Linked DNA regions of Homo sapiens: region 2 is linked to region 1. The links are chromatin loops, found by intact Hi-C in ENCODE. Cell type or tissue: Caco-2. All regions are shown on one strand. Each heading gives the region's core, and the rest is flanking DNA. Links, peaks and the distances in the headings are about the cores only.

Region 1 (2,808 bases), core at 239-2,738:
TTTCTCAAGTGTCTCTATCTTATCACACACACACAAAAACTCTGTTTCAGAAGCTCCCAGGAGACATCCACTTGTGTCTCTGTGGCCAGAACCAGGGCATCTGCCTGCCTATAAAGCAATTGCTGGCGGAAAGGAATGACTTAGCCCAATCGCAATGGATGCCCTGGGGCTGGGGCTGAAGCATCTCTCCATTGGGCACATTGTCATCCGCCGTGCATGGAACACATTGGGCACTCTCTTAGCCAAGAAGGGGAGCTGGCTTTCCAGTAGACCAGCAATCTGTCTGCCGCAGCCCTCTGCATATGCTTTTGTGTATTATCTTATGAGTATATGTATAACCTTATCGAATAAGCTTATACCCAAATCACGGAGAAGCACCGCCAGAACTGATAGCAGAAGGGGTCAGAAAGAAATTATTAAGCTTGGGTCCTTCTTTTTCTTTTCTTTTTTTTTTTTTTTTTGACACGGAGTCTCGCTCTGTCACCCAGGCTGGAGTGCAGTGGTGCTATCTCCGCTCACTGCAGCTTCCGCCTCCAGGGTTCAAGCAATTCTCCTGCCTCAGCCTCCTGAGTAGCTGGGATTACAGGCGCGCGCCGCCACGCCCGGCTAATTTGTGTATTTTTAGTAGAGACGGGGTTTCACCATGTTGGCCAGGCTGGTCTCAAACTCCTGACCTCGTGATCCACCCGCCTCAGCCTCCCAAAGTGCTGGGAATACAGGCGTGAGCCACCGCGCCCGGCCAAGCTTGGGTCCTTCTATCAGACCATATAAGTTACTGTTTTAAAATAAATCCCACCATCTCTGCCTGGCACTGTTAGGTTGCCGTGTATATGAGGCAGAGGGGTGAGTTGTAAAATTTAACCTTGTGAGAGTGACTTCAATCTTGGTGATTGTTTGAGGCTTTCTTTTCCTTCTCTCTCTCTCTTCTTTCCAGTTCTTCACTCTAGAAAGTAGTTCGGGCTTCTTTTGATCTCTGAGAGACCCTGCTTAATCTCACGATAGCCCTGCAGGTGGGTTTGATTGTTTCTGCTGCACAGATGAGAACACAGGTCCGGGTGCAGCAGGGGCTCCCCGGGCCAGTCCTCCGGCTCAGCCAGCTCTCTCCTCTAAGGACTTGCAAAGAGTGGACGCTCACCCTGATTCCACTATGGAGCACTCAGGAAGGGAGTCCTGGTATTTCATTGACAAGGCTGGCAGACTGGACCAAGTTGGAACTAAGACTTGCCCTTGTCACCCACACGGGACCCCCAAGACTTTTTCCCCCATCTCCTGTACACACTCAAAATTACAGCCTCCACGAACTGCTATGAAAACACTTTTTAAATAGATGCCTGGCGCGCCCTCGTGTGTCTCCATGGTGTAATAACACCGTAAGGTTTTCAAAACAGCTTAAAAAATAACAATAATGATGGCTGCTGATACAGCTGATACATATTGAGCACTGATGTGCCAAGCAATGTATAAAGAAATGTAAATGCACAGTTTCGGCTTTGATATAAAAATTTTTCTTCTGAAGAAACTATATATGATCATGGTAAAAAAAAAATCACACAGGGCACAAAGGTTTACAGCAAAGTTATCTTCTCCCACTCTGTCCCGCCTGATGTGAATGGTGCACACTAATGTTGGGCAGTGCATAACCTGTCCAACCTTTCACCGTAACACTGATATGGGTCCATGTGCAAATGTATCTGTGAGATACATTCTTAGACTTGGAATTGCATGTGTATGCAGCCCTCTCCAGGGGGCACTTAGTACCACTTTGAATCATTGCACTGGCACTACTTGCATTGGCAGATGTTTTCCCCATTATTTCCTTCACTCGATAAACTACTATTAAGCACCTACTGGATACAGGGCACTTGGTTTCAAGGTTCTCTTTGCTGGTAGCATGAAGGCAGACATGAGTTCAGACCTTACATCCCATTCTCTCAGCAATCCAGTACGAAGAGTTTTTCTTAAGAAATTTAAAAATTAGTCCCAGAATCCAGTATCACTGGCTTTGGTTGGCTTAGCTTTGGCCACGCCCTCATTCCTGAACCAATCATTGTTGCTGGGATGGTGGGGGTGGGGTGCTCTTATTGGTTAACTAGGAGATGGGTGGGGTCCCTGAGGAGCAGATCCGTAAGAGCTATCAGCTTAGAGGCGAATGGAAGTGGATGGCGTCCAAGCAACAGATGCCCGCTTCTGTGACTCCACCCCTTACGGAAAGTCTATGGGACTCTCTGAAATGTATGAGTGATACTGTTAGAAAGCGGCAAGAAAATGAAAAGAAAACGTGGATGTTTTCCATATTTGAGTTGATGCAGGCTGGAGACAACAGCTGCCAGAGCTGCAAGGCAGAACACCCTGAGAAGTGGAACCGGAGGATCCAGGCGCCTGTTGAAGGGATAAATGAGAGCCGTGGCGTGTGGATGGGACTCTTTCTGTCTTCCGTTTGGCTGAAGCTCCAAACGCCAGGAGTAACCCAGTGGGTAGCAAGCACCCTTCCCTCCACCTCTGCAGGAATTGCAAAAAGCAATGGTAAAAAAATTGGTTTGTGATCCTTACCCCAGTGCTCAAGGAGGTTGGAGAAGCTGAAAGAGAGGACTGGTTTTGATATGGTTTGGATTTGTGTCCCCACCCAAATCTCATGTCAAATGGTAATCCCCAGTGTTGGAGGAGGGACTGGTGGGAGGTGATTGGATCATGGGGGCGAATTTCCCCTTGCTGTTCTCGTGATAGTGAGTGAGTTCTCATCAGATCTGATTGCTTAGAAGTGTGTAGTGCTGGCCGGGTGCGGTGGCTCACGCCTGTAATCCCAGCACT
Region 2 (2,808 bases), core at 52-2,551, 400 kb before region 1:
TTACTGATCACCTACTATGTGCCAGTTATAGCAGTGAACACAGTGGACATGTTCTCTGCCCTCCTGGAATACACAGCTGGTGGGGAACACAGAATTCACATCAATTACTTTAAATAATTATGAAATGGTTACAAAGAGTACAAAATGTACCGCATAAGTATGAGGCGTCCTGGGAGCATATGATGGCAGAATCTAACCTTTTGAGGGGAATCGGGTAAGACTTCCCTAAGGACATGGAACTGGTTCAGAGATTTAAGAGGTGCATAGGAACTGGCGAGGCCTTGGACCTTGAGAACAAGAGGAGGGGAGAATGGTGGGGAAGCGTGTTCCATACAGAGGGCATGGCGTGGGCAGAATCTTAAGGTAGTGGGGAGCATGGATGTTCAAGGAATTAAAAAAAGACCATTGGATCTGGAGTGGAGCAAATGATGAAAAGAGTAGGAGAAAAAGAGTCTGGAGAGGCAGGTGGGGTCAGTCCATAATAGCTCACTGAAGAGCTTTTTTTTTTTGAGATGGAGTCTCGCTCTGTTGCCCAGGCTGGAGTGCAGAGGTGTGATCTTGCCTCACTGCAACCTCTGCCTCCTGGTTTCAAGCGATTCTCCTGCCTCAGCCTACCGAGTAGCTGGGATTACAGGTGCCCACCACGATGACCTGCTAGTTTTTGTATTTTTAGTAGAGACAGGCTTTTGCCATGTTGGCCAGGCTGGTCATGAACTCCTGACCTCAAGTGATACACCTGCTTCGACCTTCCAAAGTGCTGGGATTACAGGCGCAAACAACTGTGCCCAGCCTACTGAAGAGTTTTAAGCAGGTGACATGTTCAGCTTTCCTTTTCACCTCTCTGGCTACTGTGATGAAAACCGAGGAAAGGTGTCAGGATGAGACTGCCAGCTGACCCTCAATACCCAATTCACTTCCCCCTTTATTAGTAGCAGTTTTTATTGGCACGTGACTGTCCAGAATAAAGACTACATTTCCCAGGCTCCCTTGCCTTGGAAGGTGTGGCCAAGTGACTATGTTAAGGCCAATGGGGTGTGAGCAGAAGAGAGAACTGCAACCGCTGGGTGGTGCCCTTCTCTGTCTCTGCCTCCTTTTCCCTGCTGCCTGGAATGTGCCTGGAATAGGTGGCTCATGCCTGTAATCCCAGCAGTTTGAGAGCCCAAGGCAGGAGGATTCCTTGAGACTACGAATTTGAGACCAGCCTGGGTAGCATAGGAGACTCCATCTCTACAGAAAATAAAAATATTAGCGGAGCATGGTGACGCCTGCCTATAGTCCCAGCTACTCAGGAGGCTGAGGTGGGAGGATGGCTTGAGCCCAGGAGGTCGAGGCTGCAGTGAGCCATGACCATGCCACTGCACTCCAGCTTGGGTGACAGAGTAAGACCCTGTCTTTCGGGGGGTGGGGGAAAAGGAAGCCGCTGTGCCTGGGCTTCTGGCATGGAAGAGCTGCCTTTCTGGCCCTAGACTGTTCACATTTCAGATTTCCTCATGAGAGAGAAACAGATCTGTGTTGTACTTAAGCCTCTTTATTTTGATGAGCTTGTATCCTAATTCATAGACAGCAGGGGGACAGTGAGAAGGCCGTGATGACGTCCAAGAGAAAGATGATGGTGACTTAGACCACAGAGGTAATGGCAAGGGGAGTGAAGAGAAGCGGACAGGGGCCAGGACCAGAGAATGCAGCAGAAACTCAGGTGAGGCAGGATGACGCCAGGTGCCTCCAACCTCAGCCACTGCTGTGCGACCATTGACTCCCTGGCCAGATGCATTAATTCCACCCTCCTGGGGCCAAACTCTTTGCCTCCCTCTTACTACTGCCCTCACCATGCCAGCCCCTGGACATCTTCTTCAGGGACAGCACCTCACTCAGGCACACCTCCTGGCTTCCAGAGGACACCCTGACATTGACAGATTGCCTGCTAAGGCAAGGGAGAGCAAGGAAGGCCCCCTCCTCAGTCCTGCTGCATCTTGCCTGCAAATCTTGCGTGTGTGTATGTGTGTATGTATGTATTTATTTACTTATTTTGAGATGAAGTCTTGCTCTGTTGCCCAGTCTGGACTGCAGTGGTGTGATCTCGGCTCACTGCAACCTCCGCCTCCTGGTTTCTGCTGCCTCAGCCTCCCAAGTAACTGAGATTACAGGTGCACGCCACCCTGCTTGGCTAATTTTTTTTTTTTTTTTTTTTTTTGTATTTTTAGTAGAGATGGGGTTTTGCCATGTTGGCGAGGCTGGTCTTGAACTCCTGACCGCAAATGATCCACTGTCTCAGCCTCCCAAAGTGCTGGGATTACAGGCATGAGCCATCGTGCCTGGCCCAAACTTGTGTTCTTTTAATATATACCAAGAAGAATGTGATGCCCAGCAGGCAGGGGGTACCTAAGACAGTTCTTGTCAACACACCTGCCATTTTAACCAAGAGGATGGGGGCCGTTACAATCTTTAGGGCCACCAAACGCCATGGATGTGGATAGCAAATCACCAGAGAGTTTCGGTGGTGTGATGAGCTGATAATGAAAATCTGCAACTGGAGAGTCAGCCTATCTTCTCTGTCTACTTTAGATCCCTTTTCTTCTGGCTTTATATCTATTTATGATGCCTTTGTTTATAGGTACCTTTGCTTGTTAACTTCTTTTTCATGCCCGAACTAAATGTCCCCTTGCTGAAATTTGGAATCATCTTTAATCACACTGCCTATAAAATTTCAGCCATTCAACATAAATCTAGGTTTTAAATGTATTTTAAATTAAAGTTGTGACATCTCAAAACATAAATAATACTTGTTTTTTTTTTTTGTTTTTTGGAGAT

What was found. Hi-C counts contacts between places; a loop is a spot of excess contacts. Peaks named below come from ENCODE experiments on the same cell type or tissue, not always from the same donor. Only the 100,000 strongest peaks of a DNase experiment are listed, where the experiment ranks them.
Region 2: a loop joins it to region 1, with 10 times the contacts of the local background. A loop is called at or near these places in 71 of 110 quality-filtered maps.

What each region holds. Positions count from the first base shown.
Region 1 is chr20:46,751,358-46,754,165 of GRCh38, reverse strand. No RefSeq gene overlaps it. Among named protein-coding and RNA genes, the nearest start is that of SLC2A10, 43 kb to the right of the region's middle. In Caco-2, for the core only: CTCF peaks have their summits at 1,135 and 1,336; DNase peaks (open chromatin) are centred at 1,315 and 2,093.
Region 2 is chr20:47,149,072-47,151,879 of GRCh38, reverse strand. All of the region lies in intron 10 of EYA2 (EYA transcriptional coactivator and phosphatase 2), which reads right to left. Among named protein-coding and RNA genes, the nearest start is that of MIR3616, 16 kb to the left of the region's middle. In Caco-2, for the core only: a CTCF peak has its summit at 1,068; a DNase peak (open chromatin) is centred at 1,059.